Linked DNA regions of Homo sapiens: regions 1, 2, 3, 4, 6 and 7 are each linked to region 5. A link is a contact called in ENCODE Hi-C data. All regions are on one chromosome and are shown on one strand. Each heading gives the region's core, a stretch centred on a gene start or an enhancer-like site at or near the end of the contact. The rest is flanking DNA. Distances are from core to core; before and after follow the strand shown.

Region 1 (3,443 bases), core at 592-3,091, 7.2 Mb before region 5:
GAACATCCAACAAAAGACCACAGGATTTTGCCCTTCCAGGCCATGTCTCAGCAGGTGGGGATGGGGGGAACCATGGTAACCTCATAAGTCCTCTTGGACCTCCTTAAACAACCAACACACTTTGCCTTTGTCTACACAGTCCTCTCTAGTGGAATGTCTGCCTTTCGCTTCCAATGGCCACTGTGACTTGCTGGAAAGACTGCAAAGTTCACCTCAGGGCTTCTCAGCCAACTGTCTGTAAAAACAAAGGCTCTGGTGGTCCACACGCTAAATATGAGTTTGTTACTTAAGTGCTATGTGACTTTCAGCAGGTAACTAAACAGGTCGGAGTCTTGACCTCCTCTTGTGTACAGCAGTGTTTATAATAGAATGTCACTTTAAGGAGATCAGGATTAAATGAGATGATAAATAATGCCCATTTCTCAGTTCACATCAAGGACTCAATGAAGGCCAACCGTTACAGTTCTTGTGTTATTATTTATGCTCTTTGTCCCCACAAAATCCTTTAAGACCTCAACTCAGTAGGTGTCTAAAACTTTGCCAGATTCTCTATACAAAAACGCTAGACCAAGGGCAGGTGAGAAGGGGACTACTTTAGTCTGAACTGCCATGAAAGGCCGCTTTAAAGAAGTGACATTTGAGCAGAGCCAACAAGATGTGAAAGGGTCTTGCAGAGATCTGAGGATAGTGTCTGAGGCTGAATGAACTGTAAAGGTGAAGGCTGAGGGGTAGGAAAGAACTCTGCGTGATCAGATTGATATGTCTGAAGGGCTGAGCCAGGGAGGAAAGGAAGGAAACAAGGACAGAGGTGGTCAGCCATAGTGGACCTGTGTCTGAAGCGCTGAGCCAGGGAGGAAAGGAAGGAAACAAGGACAGAGGTGGTCAGCCATAGTGGACCGGGTAGGGACTTGCAGGCCAAGGCTGAGTTCGGATGATGTGTGTGACGGGAGTCCCTGGAGTGGAACTTCATCCATCCTTCAAGCAATTATTAAGCAGCTTTCAGAGGCCTGACACTTTAGCAGTGGAAAGCTGCAGAAGGGCTAACTAGAAGTGGGGCATCGTATGTGATTGGTTAGGCTGAGCACGTATGGCTTTCTCTGCTTGGTCCTCTTTTGGAGGCGGAGGCAAAAATTAGAACAGTCAGTTACAAATCAAGTCCTATTTGGGGCCTACTGTTCCAGGAGTTACCGTTTAGCCTCCTGAAATGTCACCAGAGAGTAATCTAGCTCCTTGCAAGACTAACTTAAGGCAGACTGGCTTCCAGAGTAGTTTATTGCAGAACAGGAGGCTGGTTTCCTGGGCAGGTTGCTACAAAAAAATTGTACGTCACAGCCCTATAATCGATGTATAGTCTGCCTACTGTCCGCTTCAATATTCAGTCTCTCAGGTACTACCACGACAGGAGATAAACTAAGTGACGAGCCTGCTCCACGTTTCGTAAACAAACAAAACTACAAAGAGGAATCCTGTGGCTGTCTTGGCTTCCGGCCTGCCCAGGAGGCTTCCCCGAACTAGCAGAAAAGCAGCAAGGCCGAAACCTTGTCCACTCACCTGCGCCGGGTCCGTCAAAGCCATCGCCATACCGGGACCCTGTGGCCCTAGCGGGGCGGGGGCTGCGGCGAGCAGGGCGGGTCTCGCGGGCTCAGCCGAGCCCCACCCCTTCCCTGCGCCGGGCCCGGTGACCTTGGCTGACAGTCAAACTCTCTCGTTACGGGGAGGCTCACGGTTCGCTCCGAGACGCGGAGGTCGCTGTCGGCCTCCTACCTGCTCATTTCCCCAGCGCCGCCAGGGAGGCGGCCACGGAACACCGCCCCCTCCCTAGAGCCGGCGTGGACGGAACCGTCGCTCCCAAATTACGTCCCATCCAAATGCCGGAAGTCCCGCCCCAAGCTTCGCAACCCACAGGAAACGCCCCTGTCCTGGACCATCATTGGCCCCAGGGCCCGCCGTCGCACCTGGCAATGCCTTGTAGTTAATGTAGTTTTTCTCTACAAACCACCTGCAAAGGGGACAGATCCTGAGCCGGCAGGCCTCGGTGTAAAAGTCGCAGCGGGCCTACAGCCCGGCTCAGACCTGCCTCTGTCCTGGGGGCACAACTCGGAGGCCAGGGACCAAGCGCGAGACCGTCCATTCTTGGCCGGAGGAAATCGAGCCCCAGGAGTCAGGGACATTTGCCAGGGTCAGGGCCAGTGCAGAGACCCTGGACCAGGCTCCGGACTCTGACTTCCACCTTGCATTATTTCCCCTCCGGATCCTCTTATACAGATCAGCGGGCAGTCAGAGTAACCAAAGGGGGACGTCGGGCGGCGCGATGCCTCAGGCCTGGGATCCCAGCGCATTGGGAGGCCAAGGGGGGCGGATCGCTTGAGCCCAGGAGCTCAAGACCAGCTTGAGCAACATAGGGAGACTACCAAAAAAAAAAAAAATTTTTTTAAAATAAGCTGAGTGTGCTGGCGCACACCTGTGGTCCCAGAAGTCTGTGGCAGGAGGATCGCTTGAGGACAGGAGTTTGAGAACAGTCTGGGCGACAGAGCGAGACCTCATTGGTACCAAAAAAAAAAAAAAAAGAAAAAGAAAAGAAAAAAAATAGAGCGCGGTGGCTCACGCCTGTAATCCCAGCACTTTGGGAGGCCGAGGCGGGTAGATCACGAGATCAGGAGATCGAGACCATCCTGGCTAACACGATGAAACCCCGTCTTTACTAAAAATGCAAAAAATTAGCCGGGCGTGGTGGCTGGCGCCTGTAGTCCCAGCTACTCGGGAGGCTGAGGCAGGAGAATGATGTGAACCCGGGAGGCGGAACTTGCAGTGAGCCGAGATCGCGCCACTGCACTCCAGCCTGGGCGACAGAGTGAGACTCCGTCTCTCTCTCTCTCTCTCTCTCTACTTATATATACATATATTTATATATACATATATACATATATACGTATATATACATATGTATATATACGTATATATATGCACATATATATTTATATATATATTTATATATATATTTTTTGAGACAGGGTCTCGCTCTGTTGCTCAGGCCATAGTGCAGTGGCGCGATCACAGCTCACTGCAGCCTCAAACTCCAGGGTTCAAGTGATCCTCCCACCTCAGCCACCCAAGTAGCTGGGACTGCAGGCACGCACCACCACGCCCAGCAAATTGAGGGTTTTTTTGTTTTGTTTTGTAGTTTTTGTAGTCAGTTTCACCATGCTGCCCAGGCTGGTCTTGAACTCCTGTGCTCAAGTGATCCACTCACCTTGGCCTCCCAAAGTGCTGGGATTACAGGCATGAGCCACAGCATCCAGCCTACTCAAAAAAAATTTTTAATTAGCTGAGCATTGTGGCACACCCCTGTAATTCCAGTTACTCAGGAGGCTGAGATGGGAGGATCTCTTGAGCCCAGGAGGTCGAGGCTGCAATGACCTGTAATTGCACCACTGCACTCCAGT
Region 2 (3,056 bases), core at 393-2,892, 6.3 Mb after region 5:
GGGTGACTGGTGTTTCTACCTGTGGCAGCCTGGAGAGGTGGCTCCACCTGGTACTGGTACTGGGACAATGACAGTAGGGATGAGGCCTGGAGGGGAGAGGGCTGCTCAGAATCTACAACTATCAGCATGGTAGACCACAAAATAATACACAGAGACAACACACAGTACCATTAGGCAACAGGCACTGTTCTATGCACTCTCACCCATTTAATGCTGGCGGCAATGTTGTAAGTAAGGTTATACCACACCCAATTCACAAACAGGGACGTAGAAGTAGAGAGTATTAAGTCACTTGGTCAAGCTCAGCCGCTATTTATATGAACTCAACACATGCTCTTAACTCCAATGCTTTATTATAACAGCAGCTCCAGAAGGAAACCGGGAACCAGTGCTTTAGGAAAGGAAAATGGGAACCAGAGGTGGAAACTTACTTTTATTGTATACAGCCAGAGAGGTTTGAATTGTGTATGTACATGTAATACCTGTTCAAATATAATTTTAAAAAACTTTTTTTTAGACCAGCCACGGTGGCTCACGCCTGTCATCCTAGCACTTTAGGAGGCCGAGGCGGGCGGATCACTTGAGGTCAGGAGTTCGAGACCAGCCTGGCCAACATGGCAAAACCCAGTCTCTACTAAAAATACAAAAAATTAGCCAGGCGTGGTGGACGCCTGTAATCCCAGCTATTTGGGAGGCTGAGGCAGGAGAATCGCTTGAATTTCAGGAGGTGGAGACGGCAGTGATCCGAGATCTCGCCACTGCACGCCAGCCTGGGTGACAGGGCGAGACTCCGTCTCTAAATAAATAAATAAAATAAAAATAAATAAAATTTCAAATAAAAAGCTAGAACCTTCCCATCCACCCACTCTGCCCACTGGGGAACTGCCGACCCTTCCGAATGCGCATGCGCTCTCCAGGCCGCGCCCGTCGCCCAATGTTCCTCTTTGGCGCGCGCAAGACTCCGCCCACGTGTGTTTAAATTTTCGACCCTGGAGCGGATTCCCTTCTCCAACGCGGCCTTCGAGGGTTTTAAACATAGTTCTGTCTCAGACTATTCTGCATCTCCCAGGCCTTAAGGATAAAACTGACACTGGAGACCCTTCAGGGTCTGACCTGCCCATTCTGCTGCCTCACCTCCCACCCAGGTGGACCCTGAATCCAAGCCAGTCTAGACCTCTTCCCCCGGGGTCTTCGCCGCCTTTGCTTAGCTGTTCCCTGGAGTACCCTCGCCTGCCTGTCCTTCAAGGTCCAACCGGACCCGCGCCCTTTCCTAAGTGATTTGAGGCCCTGGCAGTCTCTCCACAGGCCGGGGTGTCTTCCAGGGCGCACGCCAAGTCTGATTCATTCATGTGTTCTTGGCACTCAGCCCAGAACAGTGAAATTCCTCCCTGTCGTCCCACCCCACTGCATCCCGCCAACATCACCGAAGAGGCACAACTCGAACCCCAGATCCGGGCCGCTCTCCCTCCTGCCGGCTCCTCGGCGTATCCATTTCCCTACTCATCTCCCCACCCTCAACCCCCCAACCGCGCGCACGCGCATTGAGTCAGAGCCGCGGCGTCCTCCCGCCTCCCGCTCCGGAACCCGCATGCGTGCTGAAGCCGACCGCCTCCATCCACGCACGCTCAGCCCGGCGAGCGCATTCAGTTCTCGAGCTCCAGCCCTCAGCGCATGCGCAGGACGAGTCGCCTGAGGGAACTGATCTCAGCTCGGGCCCGCGTTACATCCTCCTCCTCTTCTTCCTTCGGCCCAGCTTTCCTTAGGGGCTGCAACCCGGACGCCGAGGCCGGTTTCGGAGTGGGGAGTGCCCATTTTCTCTCCTTCCCACGTTCCTGGCCCCCAGACGCCATTTGCAGGCGGGTGGCTTGGGTCAGCCTCCCCGCCCCCACCCGACTCCCGTCACGGGAGAGCGCACACCGCGCCCCGAGAACCAATCAGCAGCCGCGTTAGGTAAGGGGGCCGCGAGCCCGCGCGAGGCTAGCGCACCGGCGGCGGGCGGGGCGCTCCGGCAGGCCCCGCCCCCGCCTTGGCCATTGAAAGGTCGCTGGGACGTCCGGCGGGGGTGCGGCACTGAGTAGGGGGCCGGCGACCGTCAATTCGATACTGGGTTGGCAGGAATGGGGGCGGGGGACGGAAATAACGTGTAAATGAGAAACTTATGCTCTGCGAGATCCAAGTACAGCCTGCAAACTGCCCGTCAAGTACTGGGGAGGCCGCCCCAATAACGTGTAACGAGAAACTTGAGTTGGGTTCCCCGAGGGAAGCTTTGTAAAGCAATGCCTAAATCCGGGGGAGGCTCCCTTCTAGAACCCCGTAGAGAGAAGTTTAAATCCTAGGGAGTCCTTAGGAAAATGTGCAAATCGACTACAGTTCTGGGCTGGGGAGTGCCCCACGAAGTGGGCTTACATACTCAGGAATCGGGAGAGTCTCCCCAAATATTTGCAAATAGTGAGGTTCTGGGAGATCCCCGAAGGGAGTGTGTGAAGCGATGCCTAAATACTGAGGAGACACTCCCCAAAAATATGTAAATTCGATTTGTTAATTTTCGGGAAGTCACCCTAGAAGTCCATCAGCAGACACTTAAATAGACCAGCTTTCCTAAGTTTGGGGGTAATCCCCAAAGGAGCCCGGAAACAGCATTGGAAGTCCCCAGCTTGCATGTGGGTGGGGTTTTTTTTTTTTTTCTTTGAGACAAGAGTCTCGCTCTGTCGCCCAGGCTGGAGTGCAGTGGCACGATCTCGGCTCACTGTATCCTCCACACCTGGTTTAGGTGGGCTTTTAAGTTCCAAGGAACTCCCCACATTCAGATACTGTGGAAGCTCCCAGAATAAAGGGCACAGGGAGGCCAGGTGCGGTGGCTTACCCGGGGAATCCGATCACTTTGGGAGACCGAGGCTGGCGAATCACTTGAGGCCAGGAGTTCGATACCAGCCTGGCCAACATGGCGAAACCCCGTCTCTACTGAAAATGCAAAACTTAGCCCGGCCTGGTGGTATGCACCTGTAATCCCACCTACTTGGGAGGCTGAGGCAGGAGAATTGCCTGAACCCGGGAGG
Region 3 (3,335 bases), core at 800-3,299, 8.2 Mb after region 5:
CTCTGTGCTCACTCCATGGCCTGAAAGAGTGGGCCCCAATAGACATTTGAGGCACAAGTGTACCACAAATCTACAAAATGCTTCATATTCTGAAGGGCCAAGCAACCTGTACCAAGGCCAACTCTTTTCCGGGTCATGGAGGAGTTTTGCCGATTTCCAAACCCTGCTTCCCACCTACTTCTTATCTGGAGACAAGTTGTGGTCAGGATGGAGTCCCCACTTCACAGAGAGAGAAGGTTTAAGATTGGAGAGGCCGAGGCCCCTTAGTGAAGGTCGGTGCTAAGGCTGTCACCTTGACATAACACGGCACTGCCACCGCCCACCCTGTTACATCTTCCTGAAAGTGAAGATTTAGTGAGTACTGAAATATTAAGACACGTGAGAACTAACACTAGTCAGGGACTGTACATAAATTATTATTGGAAGATTGAAAAGAGACGGGGCTGGCACGAGGTTGCAGGGTGTCCATAAGATCAGAAGTCAAGATTTAAAGCAGGGACTGACCTGGCCAGATCTCCAACCATTTAGTTAGAAACAGCCTGTTAGAGATATGGAGAAGGCTAACTTGATGATCTGAGCAATAGTAAAGACAACTGGCTTTTTCCTGAATAACTACTGTGCAACAGACACGTTCTAAACACTCTGCTTTAAATTCATTCAATCCTTGCAATACTCTAGTACTGGTACAATAATTAGTCCCATTTTGGGGATGAGAGAGTGCACAGGCAGGTTAACCAACTTGCCAGAGGACACACAGCCAGATGTAAAAGATGGATCCAAACCCAGGGAGTCTGCCTCCGTGTATATAGAAAGGATTAAACCACCTGTAAGCAAAATATGAACATTCATCTGTCTCTGGTTTCCCCTGAGGCTCAAAGCCACAGGTCCTCCTCTCACAAAGCTCTTAGAATGTCATAAAAACTTGGAGTACCAAGTTATCGAATGTCACATCACACAAAGCAAGTGGTGACACAACCAAGGGTTTCTCTCCCTCTTGGGGCGGGAAAGAGCTCAGAGGAGACAGGGAAGTATGGTTTGTGCCAGGGGTCACCCAGCTCCCCACTCTCCAGCCAAAGACCTAAGTTCCTCACCAGCTCGCGTGTAGAACCAGTTCTCATCGTAGGGAGCAAGCTCTTTGTGCTTGGCCAGCTTGACGGTATCCACCCATTCGGGGACTTTCAGCTTCCCGGACCTAAGACCAAAACAGTGGGAAAAGCACGATTCAGTCATCTCCACAAACTACCCCATATCCCAAATGCCCTCCCCTCAACACAACTATGCTGTGCCCAGAGTACAAAGAGAGGCTGGAACCGGAACACAAGCCAGGCCTCACGCTGAAAGGAGCCACGGAGGCCCCAAACAAGCCTCGCCTGCCAGGGACCGGCAAACACTGGGGCTCAGATGGGCAGGCCAAGGCGACAGCCTCCACCCGTTTTGAACCTCAGTCCCCAAACTCACTTTTTGAGGAAGGCTGCCAGAGCTCTGACGAACTCCTGCTGGTTCACGTCTTTTACAGTAACTCCAGGCATCTGAGGGAGAAAGTCAAGCATGTGAACACAGGCCTGGCAGAGACGACTGCCAAGAGCACGGACCCCACCCCAATCCTTTCGCTCCAGCGCATCCTAAACCGTGGTACCCCCCGTTACTTCCCACGGCCCCTTCAACGCCGGGCTCCGGCTCCTGCGGGTCTGAAGGAGCTCACCGACGCCCACGGCCTCTCTGGATCGCACTAACAGAGCCCGGCCCCTGCGTGTGAGGATCCTGCGCGACCCCACTCCCCAGCCCCGGGACTCCGGACGCCCCACGCACCCCGCCGCTGCCCCCCGGGGCCCACGCTCGGTTCCCGGACGGCGCTGACCGGGCATGTCCGGGCCTGCCGCTCGCACGTGGCCGCGGCTCTAGGGGGCGGGACGGGCCCGCGCCGGGCGCCTCGGGGCCCTCAGGCACGCGCTCTGAGGCTTCGGCGTCCGGCCCTGCCGCCTCGCGCCCGGTCCAGCTCGGAGCCCCCGCTTACCGTGCGGCCTCCGCGCTGCCAGCCAGGGGAAAGGGAACGACGGGGTTTCCCGGGCGCACAAGTCGGGCGTAGGGTCTCGCGAGAGTTCCGAAAGCTCGCGAGAGCGAGGGTAGACGCTGAGGCTCCGCCTCTCTCAGGGCGAAAGTTCGTCCCCGCCTAGAGGGGAGGGTGTCTAGTGAGGGGTGGAGAGGTAAAGGGGAGGGCCAAGGGGTCGCGCGTGGAGGCCTGGGTTTCCTCCCGCGTTTCCTTCTCCCGGAGTGTAATAGAGAGAGGATAGAGAGCTCCTGTTCGGAGCTGGGGGAACTTGGCTTCGTTTGCGTCGTTCGTGGCTGGAAGGAACAGTGGTGGAGAATACTATGATGGCGAAAGTACGGGGCAGGATGGGTGGGCCACAGCTGGCGCCCCACGGCGGAACAACCCCTTTTCCGGGTGGAAGTGGCTGTTCCCTGGCCGGAAGTGGGAGTAGTAAGGGCGGAACTGTGACAGGGAACCTAGGGGAAGGGCGAGGAAGAAATGTGGCTATCATCTTCCGTCCTTCACCGCCAGGAGTCGCGAGAGCGGGAGACGGAAGCCCCACCCTTCTCAGGGCGGAAGTTGCTTCAGCACGGCCGGGGCGAGCGAAAAGGGAATGAGGCGCTGGAGGAGGGGAGAAGATAAGGGCGGGACAAAGCGGCAGAGGCGGGACCTTAGCAGAAGTTAGTTCAGCTCTGCCTTCTAGTGTCGGAGTCTGTTCGCTCAGCCCTTACTTTGCCAATTTAGATTTACCTGCCCCGCTGACCTGTGTAGCTTTAGGCAGTCCATTTGCCTTCTCAGGGCTTGTCTCACCATTAAAAAAAAAAAAAAAAAATGAGATCCCCGTTTGTCCATTTAAAGTGGCTCCTCTGGTTCATGGCGCGTCACATGCTCTAAAAAATATTTTTTGAGTGCCTGCTCTGTGCCAGGCACAGGTAAATATTATTTGGACATTTATCATGTGGCTGTTACTGTAGTGTTACATGCATGATCTCATTTAATCCTTACAAGGCCCAACAACTAAATAACGTGGTCCAATAAAATTATGTTAACTTGTTGCAAAAAGGAAACACTGAAATGTGTGTAGCTATTTTCTTATGTTGGAAAGACTGAGAATTTAAAACATAAGAGCAAATATTAGAATTTTACCCCACACTGATACTGTGGCTGCAAAATGTGTTAATTATTAATAAGCCAAGACTCGTATCTGTTAGAAAAATTAAAACCAACCATGCTTCTAGCATAAGATCATATATTTAAATCAAGGTTTTACATTCATGTAGAATGTTGTTGAAACCTATCTCATACT
Region 4 (3,366 bases), core at 357-2,856, 7.8 Mb after region 5:
GCCCGGACTGGAGTGCAATGGCGCAATCTCGGCTCACGGCAACCTCCGCCTCCAGGGTTCAAGCGATTCTCCTGCGTCAGCCTCCCGAGTAGCTGGGATTACAGGCATGCGTCAGCACGCCCGGCTAATTTTGTATTTTTAGTAGAGATGGGGTTTCTCCATGTTGGTCAGACTGGTCTCGAACTCCCGACCTCAGGTGATCCGCCCGCCTCGGCCTCCCAAAGTGCTGGGAATGCAGGCGTGAGCCACCGCACCTGGCGTTTGTTTGTTTCTTGAGACAAAGTCTCGCCCTGTGGCCCAGGCTGGAGTGCAGTGGCACTATCTCTGCTTACTGCTCCCTGGTTCAAGAGATTCTCTTGTCTCAGCCTCCCAAGTAGTTGGGATTTCAGGCGCGTGCCACCACATCCGGCTAAGAACAGACAGGGTTTCATCATGTTGGCCAGGCTGGTCTCGAACTCCTGGCCTCGTGTGATCCGCCCACCTCGGCTTCTCAAAGTGCTGGGATTACAGACGTGAGCTACCGCGCGCAGCCGATTCTTTTGAATTCACTGCTACAGCTCAGGCAGAGCCAGTACTGGGCCAGTGCTAGGCAGGACCCAGATCTCCCGACTCCCAAGAGGAGTTAATTGCGGGGGTGGGAAGAGGTCCAGGGAGGGGACTTGTCTCAAGTACATGCAGGTCCTGACCTTGAGTCACCTAAGTGGGGGGCGTGGCGACCGTCACACCCAAGGCCCCGCGGTAAGGGGACACGCATACACCACAGCCTAGACTCCCTGACAGACCCTCTCTAGTTGTTGCAAGTTAGGGAGCGGGTATCTGGGCGACCCTGGAGGGCAGAGATTGGAAGGGGTTACGGAGGGGCCGTTTTGGCTCTGGGTGGAGACATCTGACTGTGATGGGGGTCGTGATGGACGCCATCGAGATGTACACAGTCGGAATGGAGGGTTCTGTTGCCGCTTGGAAGGAGGTATCCGTCCTGAACGTGAGATGAGGGAATTCTGGTTTTGATCAGGGGAAGGAACTTATAGACTGCGGGGGTGGTGGTGGGGGGGCGGGATTTCCATTTGGGATCACGAGAGAGCACAGTTGAGATGTAGATCCCTGGTTGTCACTAGAAGTGAGGGACAATCTAATGGAGGAGTGCCCAGGACCAGATCATATAAGGCCTGGGAGTTTACTGGGAGACGGGAAAGTAGTGATTGTGTTACTTTGCCACGGGCAACTAGGGGCAGTGGTGATGTGGGCGTCTAGCTCGTGATCAGGAGGGGGCTGTAGTTTATGAGATGAGTAGTTACAACTACTCGTGACGTGGCGCTACATGGCCCCGGTGGCTTGAGTCACGGGCAGGAAGTAGGGACCTGGAACCGGGTACCAGATACAGCCCAAGAGGCGGCGTGCTCTCGCTCTGCGCAAGCGCAGCACTCGCGAACCAAGATGCTTCGGTTGGGGGCAGGTCAAGCGGCCCAGGAAGGGCGGGGCTTGGAGGCCTCGTTCTGCGCATGCGCCGAAGGGGCGTGGCGGTCGCACCTGCGCGAGTTGGGGGAAGGAGGAGGGGCGAGGTGACGCAGGCGTAATAATAGAGAAGGTGCCAGAAAGATCCAAAACAAGTGGCTGCGGCCGTCGCCCAGGAGTCATCGGACGCCAGAATCTGGTGAGGATCCAGAGAGGCCTAATGGTGACTGGTGGCGGGTAGACAGGACCACCTGGGCTCTGGGGAGCGGGCGGGGCCGCCCTTGCAGGGCGAGGGGGTCGGGTTCGGACGGTACCACCTGTGTGGAGCAAAGGGGCTGCCTGGGTCGCTCCTCTGTGTAGGGGGCAGAGGGTCACTTTCGGGAGGTACCACTTGCGTAGAGCCGGGGGACTCATCAGACGGTACCGCTGGACGGAGAAAAGGGGCTCGTCTGGGCAGTCCTACCCAGAGTCAGGGGCAGTCAGCAGGGAGCCCCGGGGTGGGCCCCGAGGCTTGTTTGGGCCGCATCGTTTGGTCAGGTCCGGAGGCGAGCTCCGAACGTAGCACGGTGGTGGGGGCAGAAGCCGAGCGGGCTCCGGCGTCCCGACCTGTTCTTAGGGGACCTCGGGCGGGACCATTCCCTCCCGGGGGAGGGGGAGGCCGAGGCGGTTGGGGGTGCGGGAGCGGCCCTGCCCGGCGCGATTGGGCGGGGGAGACGCGCTGGCGGTGTGGGGTTCGGGCCTCCGCGTCGCTGACCACTGCCCCCTCCCCGCTGTGTGGGTTCTAGGCCGGGTTCTGAGCTTGTTCCGCCTCCCTCCCCCGGGAATGGCGCTATCCGGGTCGACCCCGGCCCCGTGCTGGGAGGAGGATGAGTGCCTGGACTACTACGGGATGCTGTCGCTTCACCGTATGTTCGAGGTGGTGGGCGGGCAACTGACCGAGTGCGAGCTGGAGCTCCTGGCCTTTCTGCTGGATGAGGCTCCTGGCGCCGCCGGAGGCTTAGCCCGGGCCCGCAGCGGCCTAGAGCTCCTGCTGGAGCTGGAGCGCCGCGGGCAGTGCGACGAGAGCAACCTGCGGCTGCTGGGGCAACTCCTGCGCGTGCTGGCCCGCCACGACCTGCTGCCGCACCTGGCGCGCAAGCGGCGCCGGCCAGGTACGGTTGAATGGGAGGGTGTCACACTTCCTGGGAGGAAAGGGCCTGGCTCCCGCTGGGCCTCCCTGGTGCCCTGATACGGACAGTGCCATATCAGGCAGCTTATGTCCCATTCTGCTACTCTCTCTTCCCACAATATCAATGAGCAACATAAGAGGAAGAAAGCATGGCTTTGGGAATTTGGCCACATCAGTGATGATGATTTTGGCCACTGTTTACGGAGGGCTTGTTTCATGCCAGGCACAGCTGTCAGCCCTTCATATGAACTAGTGCCTTATAGTCTCCCAGTAATCTCACAAGGAAGTCCTGTTACTGTCTTCACTGTAACCAAGAAAATAACAAGTTCAGAGAAGTTAAGCAGTTTGCACGTATAATAACAATCCTGTTTGCTGGGCCTAGGAGGGATACAGGATGATGGAGCTGACAAGGTGTTTGTTCCATGAAGTTTAAGTTTAGTGGGGGCAATCAGATAATAAGAGAACTTATTTTTAGACGCTGTTGTAGGAAGACTAAAAGTAATGGAATAGAGAGAGTCAGGAGAGCAGCAAGGTGAAGGGAGGCTTTGCCCTGAGGCTGCACTGCCAGCCATGCATAGACCCCAGGGGAGAAAATCCCAGGGAGCATCCAAGGCCTGAGGTGGGAATGAGTTTGGCATCATCAGAGGCCAGTGTGGCAGGAGCAGAGGGGACCCAAGCTAGGGAAGAGAGGGAGGTAAGAAGTTATGTCATGAAGGGGCTTGCAGAGAACGTAGCTGGGAAGTGTG
Region 5 (3,393 bases), core at 376-2,875:
AAATACTGTAAATGTTAAGTACTTCAACTTCCCGAAGAACTCCCATCCATCGTCCAGCAAGATTCTGCCTAAATTTGCCAACTTCAGGTAACTCATTCCCCTCCTTCCCCAACCAAAACCAAAATAAAACAGAACCACTCCTCTCAGGGCCATCAGGGAGGCCTGGAAACCCCTTTAGCAGTTTTCTTTTCTTTTCTTTTCTTTCTCAGCTCACTGCAACCTCTGCCTCCTGGGTTCAAGCAATCCTCCCACCTCGGCCTCCCAATTAGCTAGGAATACAGGGGCGCACCACCACGCCCGGCTAATTTTTCTATTTTTTTCTTCTTTTGTGGAGACAGGGCTTCACCATCTGGCCCAGGCTAGCCTCGAAATCCTGGGCTCAAGCGATCCGCCCACCTCAGCCTCCCAAGGTGGTTTTCTTCCTTTCTTTTTTTTTTTTTTTTTTTAAGATGTAGTCTCGCTCTGTCACCCAGGCTGGAGTGCAATGGCGCGATCTCGGCTCACTGCAACCTCCAGCTCCTGGGTTCAAGCGATTCTCCTGCCTCAGCCTCCTGAGTAGCTGGGATTACAGGCCCCCGCCACCACGCTCAACTAATTTTTGTATTTTTAGTAGAGACTGGGGGTTCGAGGAACTCCTGGCTGTAAGTGATCCCCCCCGCCAAGGCTTCCCAAAGTGCTGGGATTACAGGCGTGATCTACCGTGCCCAGACCTTGAGCGGTTTTCATAACAGACTGTGAAAGACGGTTCACACCTTCACCCTGACAACCGCCGCCCAAGGCGACGCACCCTTTGCCGAAGTCGCCCCCACTTGCATTCCGTCACCTCTCAGGAAGGACCGAGCCCGCAAGTCCCTCAGCCCCAGCGTCTCCGTACCTCGGGATTGTAGTCGGCCGCGTCAACAGACGCAACCCCAGCCTCAAGGGAGCGGGAGATTCAACTCCCCGCACACGCGCCTCCTCGCAGCGACTTCCTGTGCGCGAGAAGCTTCTCTGAGCGGCTGCACCCAGGATCCTCCGCGGCAGCGCCAGGACTCTATTTCCCAGAGGGCTGTGCGGGCGACTTCTTTCGCCTTCCCATCTCCTCCTGCTTCTTCAGCCTTAGCACTGTGGGAGTAGAGTAGAAAGAGAATCAGGACCAGGCGGCATCAGTTTGTAGTCCAGATTTTTACCTTGTTAAAGAATCATCTAATTAGCTTCTTGCCTTTACTAGAAGTCAGGGAGTGTTAACCTTTTCCGAAGAGCAAGCGGTAGGTTGCCATGGAAACGCGTTGTGACGGGTTTCTGAGAAAACAAGCGGAAGTAAGGGGCGGAGTTGAGGCAGAAGTTTAGGTAATGTGACCTCTGATTGGTGGAGAGGTACCTCACGGTGCATTCCGATTGGTCTGACACTGACACATGCGCAGTAGAACCAGAAGGCGTTCCAAAGCGGCTAGAACGGAGGGGAGGGGGATGAGCAATGAGGGAATAATCCCCATTCCGTCTGGAATCAGAGGGCGGGCCTGCCGCGGAGGCATCTGGGAAACGGAGTTCCCAGGCAGGCGAAGCCCAGGGGCCGTCAGGAAGTCAGCGGCGCCTGCGCGGGCGCCTCAGATTCAGGATGCGCGCGCAGCGCTCTCCGCCCAGCGGAAGTTTTCGCTGGGCAACTGAGAAGGTGAGTCCGGGTAACTGCGGAGGATCCGAGGGTCAGGCTGCAGAAGCCCAGAATCCCACCCCAGTCCCCAAGTACAGAGGTGAGGGGAAGCGAGGCGAACGAGGGGACGTCCCCCGACCCCCTAGCCGCAGCTCGGCCGGGGCGTCCGTGACGTCAGCACGACCGTTTGTGGGAGGCGGAGGCCCCTGCTGTCGGGGTTCGGAATGAGAGCGGCTCCGGGTCGCGGGGTTCACTGGCCTCCTCTTGAGCTTCCCAAGCCACCTTGGGCTCCGTGTTGGGCATGGCTAAGGCGGAGATGGGCGGAACTTGTGGGAAGTTCGACAGCTCCTCCGCTGTGAAACTTGGCGTCTAAGTCATCCCGTGGTTTCTATGGAGGTGCGGCCGAAGGGAGGCTCTGTCGTCGCCTAGGCAATCGCCCCACCTGCGCTGAGGTGGGGTCTGACTTTTAGCCTTTTTGCTGTGCTGTTTCCTGAACTTTCTAGGAGGAACACTATACAGTAGTTGACGCATAGCAGCTGTTCCCTAAACATTTGTTGAATAAGTCAAATAAATTAAGATAAAGACTGGCCTGAGGGTTGGAGTCTTAGGGTTTCAAGTCCTGACCTGGCCATTGCATAGGTGACTTCAGCACATCCAATTTTATTGAGCGTTTACTATATGGAAGGCTCCGTGCAACCGATATTACACTACTATAACCTGGGTTTGAACGGTGCTAGTCTAATAGGCACTGTTCAAGCCCAGGTTATTATAGCAGTGTCTAAAACAAAAATCCTGCCCAGCTAATTCACATTCTCAGGGTGGTTGGGGATGCCAGACACTAAAAAAGAAATGTTAAAGAATATTTACAGGTCTGCAGTCCCTTATCTATAACTTTAAAATCCAAAACGTTCTGAAAACTGAAAGGTCTTTTTCTCTGTTTTGCAACTTACTTGGCAGGCCAACCTCACCTGGCTTTGAACTTGTTTGCTGGCAATACCCACTCTGAACTGATGTGTGACTATTTAGAATTTTTAAAGATTTTGTTGTGCAAATCATATACTTATGGAGAGTTGCCCCTGGATCTCGCCGGTGTTGTAATATGTAATAGGTTCTAAAATCCAAAAAATTTGGCTGGGCACGGTGGCTCCCGCCTGTAGTCCCAGCACTTTAGGAGACCGAGGTGGGCGGATCACCTGGGTTCAGGAGTTCGAGACCAGCCTGGCCAACATGGTGAAACCCCATCTCTACTAAAAATAAAAAAATTAGCCGGGCATGGTGGCATGCGCCTGTAATCCCAGCTACTCGGGAGGTTGAGGCAGGGAGAATCGCTTGAACCCAGGAAGCGGAGGTTGCAAGTGAGCTGAGGTCGTGCCACTGCTCTCCAACCTGGGTGACATAGCAAAACTCTGTCCATCATGCAATACATGGCAGAAGCAAGATCCAAACCCAGGCAGATTATTTCCCAAGTTTATCCTCTTAACCCCTGTACTGATCTGCTTCTAAGTGGCACGTCTTTTTTAGGGACCATCCAGCTAGATAATTCCGGCCCTGAGCTTTGAGTCTCTGGCTGGATGTCTAGATTTGCCTGAGAGATGAATGTGTACTGACACAGCTGGGGACCCCCCCCACCCACCTTCTTGGCACATTTTCTTTTGCAAAGGAGACAATGATTTATTCACTCAGCAGACGTAGACCCAGCATTTGCTCTGTGCCAGGCCTGTTTGAGGCTCTGGGCACACTGTGGCAAACAAGGCAGGGAAAAG
Region 6 (3,186 bases), core at 611-3,110, 7.8 Mb after region 5:
GCAGCTGGCTTCCTTATTTTTGGCTTTCCGGGATCTTGTAATTTAGGAAGCGGAGGATGCAAAACACAAGAGTGGGAGGCCCGGTGCCGTGGCTCAAGCCTGAAATACCAGCACGTTGGAGGCTGAGGTAGAATCGCTTGAGCCCAGGAATTGGAGACCAGCCTGGGCAACATGGCGAAGCCCACCCCGCTACCCCCCACCACCCCAAAAAACAAACCAAACCAAATTAGCTGGGCGTGATGGTGCACGCCTGTAGTCCCACCTACATGGGAGGCTTAGGTGGGGGGATTGCTTGAGCCTGGGAGTTAGAGGCTGCAGTGACCTGTGATTGCGCCACTGCCCGCCAGCCTGGGCGGCAGAGCGAGACCCTGTCTCAAAACAAACCAAAAACTGAAAACTGAATGGTGGTTCAAGACAGGATTTTTTTTTTTTTGAGACGGAGTCTCACTCTTTTCGCCCAGACTGGAGTGCAGTGGCGCGATCTCGGCTCACTGCAACCTATGCCTCCCGGGTTCAAGCGATTCTCCTGCTTCAGCCTCCTGAGTAGCTGGTATTACAGGCGCCCGCCACCACACCCGGCTAATTTTTGTACTTTTAGTAGAGACGGGGGTTTCGCTATGTTGGCCAGGCTGGTCTCGAACTCCTGACCTCGGATGATCCGCCAGCCTCGGCCTCCCAAAGTGCTAGGATTACAGGCGTGAGCTACTGGCGCCCAGCCTGAGCCACAGCGCCAGGCCCAGAAATGACATTTCCGTCTTTTTAATGCTCCATTCAGCTTCCTGGTGCGAACCACATTGCTAGGAAAAGCTAGACTGTATCCGAAGACTAGTTAGTGTTCTGAGAAACCGCCGGGAACTTTGTTTCCCGAATCTTTGCAGAGTTGCGGTTAGAGAGGGGACATTTTTTCTTTCCTGATCTATGGTCACCTGGAACTTAAAGGTGCTTGGATCCATTTTCCAGCAGTCCTTGATCGACCTCGGCTCTTTCTTAAAGAAGGACCTGGGGGCGAGGAAGGAGGCGCTGAAACACTTTTAAGTCTCTCCAGGGAACTGCCGCAGTCTCTAACCTTTCGTTCACACGCCCCTGATGGTGGCCATTGGACTTCGCTTCCCGGCAAGCCTCCGCAGACTGGCCTCACAGAGGGTCAGGTCTGGACTATTCCCCAGCATGCTTGGAGCTCATGGGCGATCCCGCCCCCTCAGTCAATGGGGAGGATACGTCGAACTCCATTTCCCAGAACACACCAGGGCTCGCTGTGGCAACTGCACTGAGGCCTTGGTGCTGACTACACTTCCCGGCAGGGACTGCGGCCCAGCGTACCTGGAAAGAGGAGCGCGTAAACCTACTCCATTTCCTCGCCCATCTCCGGAACTGCAGTATCCACCTGGGGCTTAAAAACCACCTGAGACTCCATTTCCCGGCGTGCTTTAAAAATCGCTTTACACCTGCAATGCGGTGAGGGCGTGGCGACGACTCCATTTCCCGGCTTGCCTCACGGCCCGAGACCCGCAGGTTCACGCGGGCCGACTCAATTTCCCAGAGCGCACCGAGCTCTGGGAGGCATACACAGCTAATAGACTGAGTGAGTGGACTCCGTTTCCCAGCGTGCATCAGGCTCTCTGCTTCCTAAAGTGCTTCAGGGCTCCCCGTCGTACAGTCGGCTGACAGATTACCCTGGACTCCATTTCCCGACGTACAGCGTGACCCGTCATTCCCGCCCATCATTCCCGCGGTCTACTCTGAGGCTTTTGTGGACTTCATTTCCCGGCGTGCCACGCGGCTCTCTGTGCGGGCCGAGGGCGGTGACGGCGGCGCGGACGACAGCCGGACTGCATCTCCCGGCGTGCCCCGCGGCGGGCGCTGGGCCGGAGCCGGAGCCCAAGCCAGAGCGGCGCGGCCTGGAAGAGGCCAGGGCCCGGGGGAGGCGGCGGCAGCGGCGGCGGCTGGGGCAGCCCGGGCAGCCCGAGCCCCGCAGCCTGGGCCTGTGCTCGGCGCCATGAGCGGCGGCGGGCCTTCGGGAGGCGGCCCTGGGGGCTCGGGCAGGGCGCGGACTAGCTCGTTCGCGGAGCCCGGCGGCGGAGGCGGAGGAGGCGGCGGCGGCCCCGGAGGCTCGGCCTCCGGCCCAGGCGGCACCGGCGGCGGAAAGGCATCTGTCGGGGCCATGGGTGGGGGCGTCGGGGCCTCGAGCTCCGGGGGTGGACCCGGCGGCAGCGGCGGAGGAGGCAGCGGAGGCCCCGGCGCAGGCACTAGCTTCCCGCCGCCCGGGGTGAAGCTGGGCCGTGAGTACTAGTGGCGCCCGTGTAGGGTGGTGATTAGGGTTCCCAAAGCTCCTCAGACATCCATCAGATTCTTTCATGTGCTTAGATAGGAGCTCGAGGTCACTGTGCCTCCCCATACCGGGGATCCGAGCCCTCTTCCTCCCAGGAAAAGGAGTCTTGGGGTTACCATCTCTTGGAGATCAGAATTACTCGTGGATCAGAATTACTAACACTTAAAGAAACGGGTTACAAGTCTCTGTTCTTCCATTATTGAGGTCTTGGGTCCTTGAGCCTTAAGAACAGGTATCTGATGTTGCTATTCATTATAATATTGGATCAGAGGTCACAGTCGCTTGCAAATGGGGATCTAGGGTTATTGTCTCCTAAGAGAACAAGAATAAGACCAACCCCGAAAAAGAGGGATCTGCATTCCCTGTCCTTCAGAAGATGGGGATTTGGAGCGAATATCACTTAGAAGCAGGGCTTTGAGGTTACTGTGTTTTGTCCCCAAAGAATAGGGCCAGGCTTTCCAAACCTGGTACTCAGATCATCTTCCCTATTAAAACCAAGACCTGGCATCATTACCCACCCTAAATCTTGTTGAGCTGTACTGCCAATGGTGAGAATTAATAGTTACTGCCTTTTAGATATAAAGACATTGGGAGTCAGCATATCCTTCAAACCAAGTCCATAGTCCATGTTTTAAAATACATGGCTTGGTGTGTCTCCTTTAACAAAAATGGAATGGAGCAGGGTAGGTCACAGTTTCCTACAGAATATGGATCTAAGGTTATACTTTTTTAATAATTGTTCTAAGGTATGGTGTCATTGGCTCTGAAAAAAAAAAGTGATGTAGGGTTATCTCCCTCTGAAAGAACTTGTCACTGGCCCCTCAAAATGGATTTGGTGGCCGGGCGCGGTGGCTCAC
Region 7 (3,273 bases), core at 498-2,997, 7.8 Mb after region 5:
TGCCCACTCTGCTCTGCACCCTAGGGCTGCCAGGTACAGCCATCTCCCCAGATCCTGGCAGGGAGCAGGCAGGGGCATGTCTGGGGCAAGAGCTCATACCCAGCACTGCCACGGGGCCGTGCATGAGCACACGCACGCGCACAAACACACACACACGCACAGAAGCACGCACACGTCATCACACAGTGGGACACAGAGCTACACCCCAGGGTTTCTCTGTCCCACTGGATGGGAGCCTGCTCCTCCCCCCACAGCACCCAGCGTGATACCCGCAAGCCCAGCCCCCCTCTTCTTGCCTGCATGCATCCCCGCCCTGGCTGGGCTGGCTCTGGCAGGGTGGCTGAGTCGGCTAGCCCCCCGCAGGCCCCCAAATATGCCCTCCAACTCCAAGTGGGGATAGGTGGGATAAGGTCAAAGAAAGCAGGACAAGCCCAACAGGCCAACCTCACCCACTTCCTGAACAGTCATTACTGCCCGCCCCCTTTCGAGCTGCCCTGAGAAAAGAAAAGGGGAAAAAACTTTACTCTGAAGTGACTAAGAGAACCTGAGAGGCCAAAACAGAGGCCTCTAGGAGGGTTGGGGGACCCAGAACCATAAGCCAAACACAATGAGAGGCAACCCCGACTCAGTCTTCCAGCTACTGGGGGACCCTTGACCTCATGCTCTCTCACTAGGGGCCTGCTCCTCCTGTGGACCCTGGAGTCCCAGGCCTGCCCTTTCTTGGGCCAATCCTGGGGTCCTCACAGGCAGAGCCTGGAGGGCGTCCCGGGGCTGGCACCCAAATGCCCAGAAGTTGGGCAGCCATCACCACCTAATACCCGCTGACCCACTAGACTACCATGTTGGGGACTGAGATCTGGCTCCAGTTTTTTCCAAGCACAAACCTTTGCATACCCCACCCAGGGCCTACAACTATGCCGCCTGGACCCCTAGACCTTGCTGCCTGGCCCAGCCTCTCTTCGCCCCAGAGCTGCTTTCTTTCCCCTAGGGCCTACTCTCTTCCTGTCCACCCTGTCTGAATAACTCCCACCCAAGCCCCGGGGGCCCTCACCTTCCTCAGATCTGAGTAGTAACTCCCGGAGCCCAGGCCAGCCCAGGCCCTGGCTCTTTGGGGTCTCATACCCTCTGTTCCCATTAGCCCTCCTGGCACCAGCTTCTCTGACACTCTCTCTCTCATCCTGTCACTACCTCTATCTCTACCTCTCGGTTAAAATGCCCTAGGCCCCCTCCTGTCACCCCCTCCTTGTCACCCCCATTTATCTCTGTCACCTATTCCTCCCAGTCACTGTCCTGTCAGCCATCTCCGGACCTGTCACCTTCTCTCCCCATCACCTCTCCTTGTCACACTCTCCAACTCTGTCCCCTCCCTCTCCCTGTCACCCTGATCTAGTCCTGTCACCCCTCCATTCCTGTTACCCTTCTTTGCCCACCACCCCCTCCCCCAGTTACCCTTTTTCTGTCAAACCCCCACCACTTCCTCCACTCCCTCCTCCCTTCCCACCATTCCGCCCACCCCTTTCCCCCTGTACCCCCTCCCCGTCCCTGCCACCTGTCCCCTCTCGGCCCCCAGCCCCCCGGACCCCCCTTTCCTGTGTCAGCCCTGGCCCCGCCCCTCACCTTGGGCTCGGCGGGGTTTCGGGGCGGGGGGCCGTGGCCCCGGCTCGGTCCGGTCCGGTCCCTCCCCGCCCCCCCTCCGGCTCTCCCTCTCGATTCTCCCTTTTTTTTTTACTCCAACACACAAAATGGTGAATGGACCTGCAACAGCTGGAGCAGCCAGCCAATCAGCGATCACAACCCCACTGACCGGCGCCAGCCTAGACCAATAGATATCCGCAGACTGGTCGGCTCCGCCTCTCGACGACGAGCGACGCTCGCGGCGACCAATTGGGCCCATCGGGCAGCGCTAGGGGGCGGGGCCAAAGTCCAAGACCGGCCTCCCTCCGGGACCGACACCAACCTGAGCCTACGACTGCCTGATCTGCCTAGGGCCCTACCCTACAACAAGTGAAGGACACCAGTCGTGTCCAATTGCAGGCCGTCTTAGTTCCAAATGACAAATACAGTACCCAGTCGCCATGCAGCCTAGGCCGGAACCCAGCCTCTGTGAGGGACAGTAGCCAATGAAATGAAAGGAGGAGGGGCTAAGGGACGGGTTGTCCAATGAACGGAGGTAGAAGGCGTGGCCCGAACGTTTGTTGACCGGCTAGTCGCAGTTCCTGCTGGGAACCGTAGTCTTCTCACGTCTTCGGCCCATAGCCGACAGTACAAGGCAGACTACAACTCCCATGTGACAGAGTGCTTGGAGCACCAAAGAAACCCGGCGAGGAGAAAAAGTCGAAAAGGGCAGTTCGTCGTGAGTCTCACTGGACGCCAGGAGTATCTTAGACCCAGGGCCCCGACTCACCCGTATTCCTGGCTCTGGCGTCGCCGGTGGCTCCTCTCAGTGGCAGCGGTAGCGGCACGAGGGGGAGGTGCAAGGAGCAGCCAACCGCCACCCGCGAGCCCCGCAGCCAATCAGCAGCGGCCGGGGCGGTGCAATGACCTCACCGGTTCTACTCTCTTACCCCTCCCCCACGTGGTTGTTGCTGCCGGTAGACGGAGTAGGGAAGTTTGGATTGGGGGAGGGGAGGAGAACCAGTGATGTCACCTTTCCCCTTGTTGATTGGCTGCCGGGTGGCCGGGACTACGACCAATTGACGGTCTCGAAAAGTCTGGCGCGGCCCCGCGGAAAGCCCTGTTGCCACCGGGAGGGGAGAGAACGCGCGCTTGTGGGGTGTCGCGCGCTGCAGTATAGGCAACGCGCGCGGCCTGGGGCCCGGGGGACAGGTCACCTCCTCCAAGAGTTTGACATTTAGGACAGCGCAGTTTGACAGCCCACTAGGCATTGGGGCAGGGGGCCGAGATGACGAAATGCAGCGCTTCTTGGGGCTTCGCACTGCATTACGTGGAGAGCTACACTTTGTGGGTGTACGCCCCTGACAGAGGCAGATTTTTAAAGATCCCAGGGGTAGGAGGGTATCACACTGGAGTGGAGGAGGACAGGGAGATGCCCTGTTTGTAGTAGATGCCTGCTGCCCAGATACGGGTTTACAACCAGATGGTGAACCTGTCTGCAATGCATCTATGCCCTCCACTTTGTATTCGCCCTGGTCCGAGGCTAATGGGAAGCAATATGGGTACGCTGGCCGCAGGGAGGCTTTCTTTTGCCTGTGACAGGTTCAGATTCCACACTGGAATTCACACCACTTGTGAGGAAACTGCATCCAGTCTATT

Evidence for each region. A loop is a pair of places that touch in the nucleus more often than their neighbours do. Pooled maps may share reads with other maps.
Region 1: a pooled map shows a loop between it and region 5 (12-fold over the local background). The contact joins the promoter of ZNF805 here to the promoter of VRK3 in region 5. A Hi-C loop is called at or near these places in 4 of 50 pooled maps.
Region 2: a loop to region 5 is called in a pooled map, with 39 times the contacts of the local background. The contact joins the promoter of SMG9 here to the promoter of VRK3 in region 5. A Hi-C loop is called at or near these places in 5 of 50 pooled maps.
Region 3: a loop to region 5 is called in a pooled map, with 17 times the contacts of the local background. The contact joins the promoter of RPS19 here to the promoter of VRK3 in region 5. A Hi-C loop is called at or near these places in 4 of 50 pooled maps.
Region 4: a loop to region 5 is called in a pooled map, with 9 times the contacts of the local background. The contact joins the promoter of DEDD2 here to the promoter of VRK3 in region 5. A Hi-C loop is called at or near these places in 2 of 50 pooled maps.
Region 6: a loop to region 5 is called in a pooled map, with 27 times the contacts of the local background. The contact joins the promoter of GSK3A here to the promoter of VRK3 in region 5. A Hi-C loop is called at or near these places in 5 of 50 pooled maps.
Region 7: a loop to region 5 is called in a pooled map, with 21 times the contacts of the local background. The contact joins the promoter of CIC here to the promoter of VRK3 in region 5. A Hi-C loop is called at or near these places in 3 of 50 pooled maps.

Annotation. Positions count from the first base shown.
Region 1 is chr19:57,239,030-57,242,472 of GRCh38, reverse strand. It overlaps ZNF805 (zinc finger protein 805), which reads right to left and starts at 1,841. Exons shown (of 4, transcript NM_001023563.4): 1 at 1,552-1,841. The coding sequence starts at 1,581. RefSeq lists a silencer at 1,544-1,613 and enhancers at 1,734-2,003, 2,024-2,243.
Region 2 is chr19:43,753,548-43,756,603 of GRCh38, reverse strand. SMG9 (SMG9 nonsense mediated mRNA decay factor) reads left to right here and starts at 1,642. Exons shown (of 14, transcript NM_019108.4): 1 at 1,642-1,950. RefSeq lists a silencer at 1,862-2,221 and an enhancer at 2,452-2,711.
Region 3 is chr19:41,858,969-41,862,303 of GRCh38, reverse strand. RPS19 (ribosomal protein S19) reads right to left here and starts at 2,049. Exons shown (of 6, transcript NM_001022.4): 1 at 2,015-2,049; 2 at 1,459-1,529; 3 at 1,092-1,192. The coding sequence starts at 1,529. RefSeq lists silencers at 1,728-1,847, 1,908-2,037 and an enhancer at 1,591-2,346.
Region 4 is chr19:42,215,917-42,219,282 of GRCh38, reverse strand. It overlaps DEDD2 (death effector domain containing 2), which reads left to right and starts at 1,606. Exons shown (of 5, transcript NM_133328.4): 1 at 1,606-1,651; 2 at 2,238-2,603. The coding sequence starts at 2,276. RefSeq lists enhancers at 1-370, 371-1,247 and silencers at 2,019-2,118, 2,129-2,188, 2,270-2,475.
Region 5 is chr19:50,023,604-50,026,996 of GRCh38, reverse strand. It overlaps VRK3 (VRK serine/threonine kinase 3), which reads left to right and starts at 1,625. Exons shown (of 15, transcript NM_016440.4): 1 at 1,625-1,730. It overlaps ZNF473 (zinc finger protein 473), which reads right to left and starts at 992. Exons shown (of 5, transcript NM_015428.4): 1 at 875-992. RefSeq lists enhancers at 839-888, 1,299-1,348, 1,689-1,768, 1,818-2,319.
Region 6 is chr19:42,241,276-42,244,461 of GRCh38, reverse strand. GSK3A (glycogen synthase kinase 3 alpha) reads left to right here and starts at 1,860. Exons shown (of 11, transcript NM_019884.3): 1 at 1,860-2,279. The coding sequence starts at 1,997. RefSeq lists enhancers at 119-178, 1-574, 1,189-1,238, 575-1,369, 1,299-1,508 and silencers at 1,799-2,008, 2,039-2,318.
Region 7 is chr19:42,267,726-42,270,998 of GRCh38, reverse strand. CIC (capicua transcriptional repressor) reads right to left here and starts at 1,747. Exons shown (of 21, transcript NM_001386298.1): 1 at 1,618-1,747. RefSeq lists enhancers at 39-88, 2,248-2,757.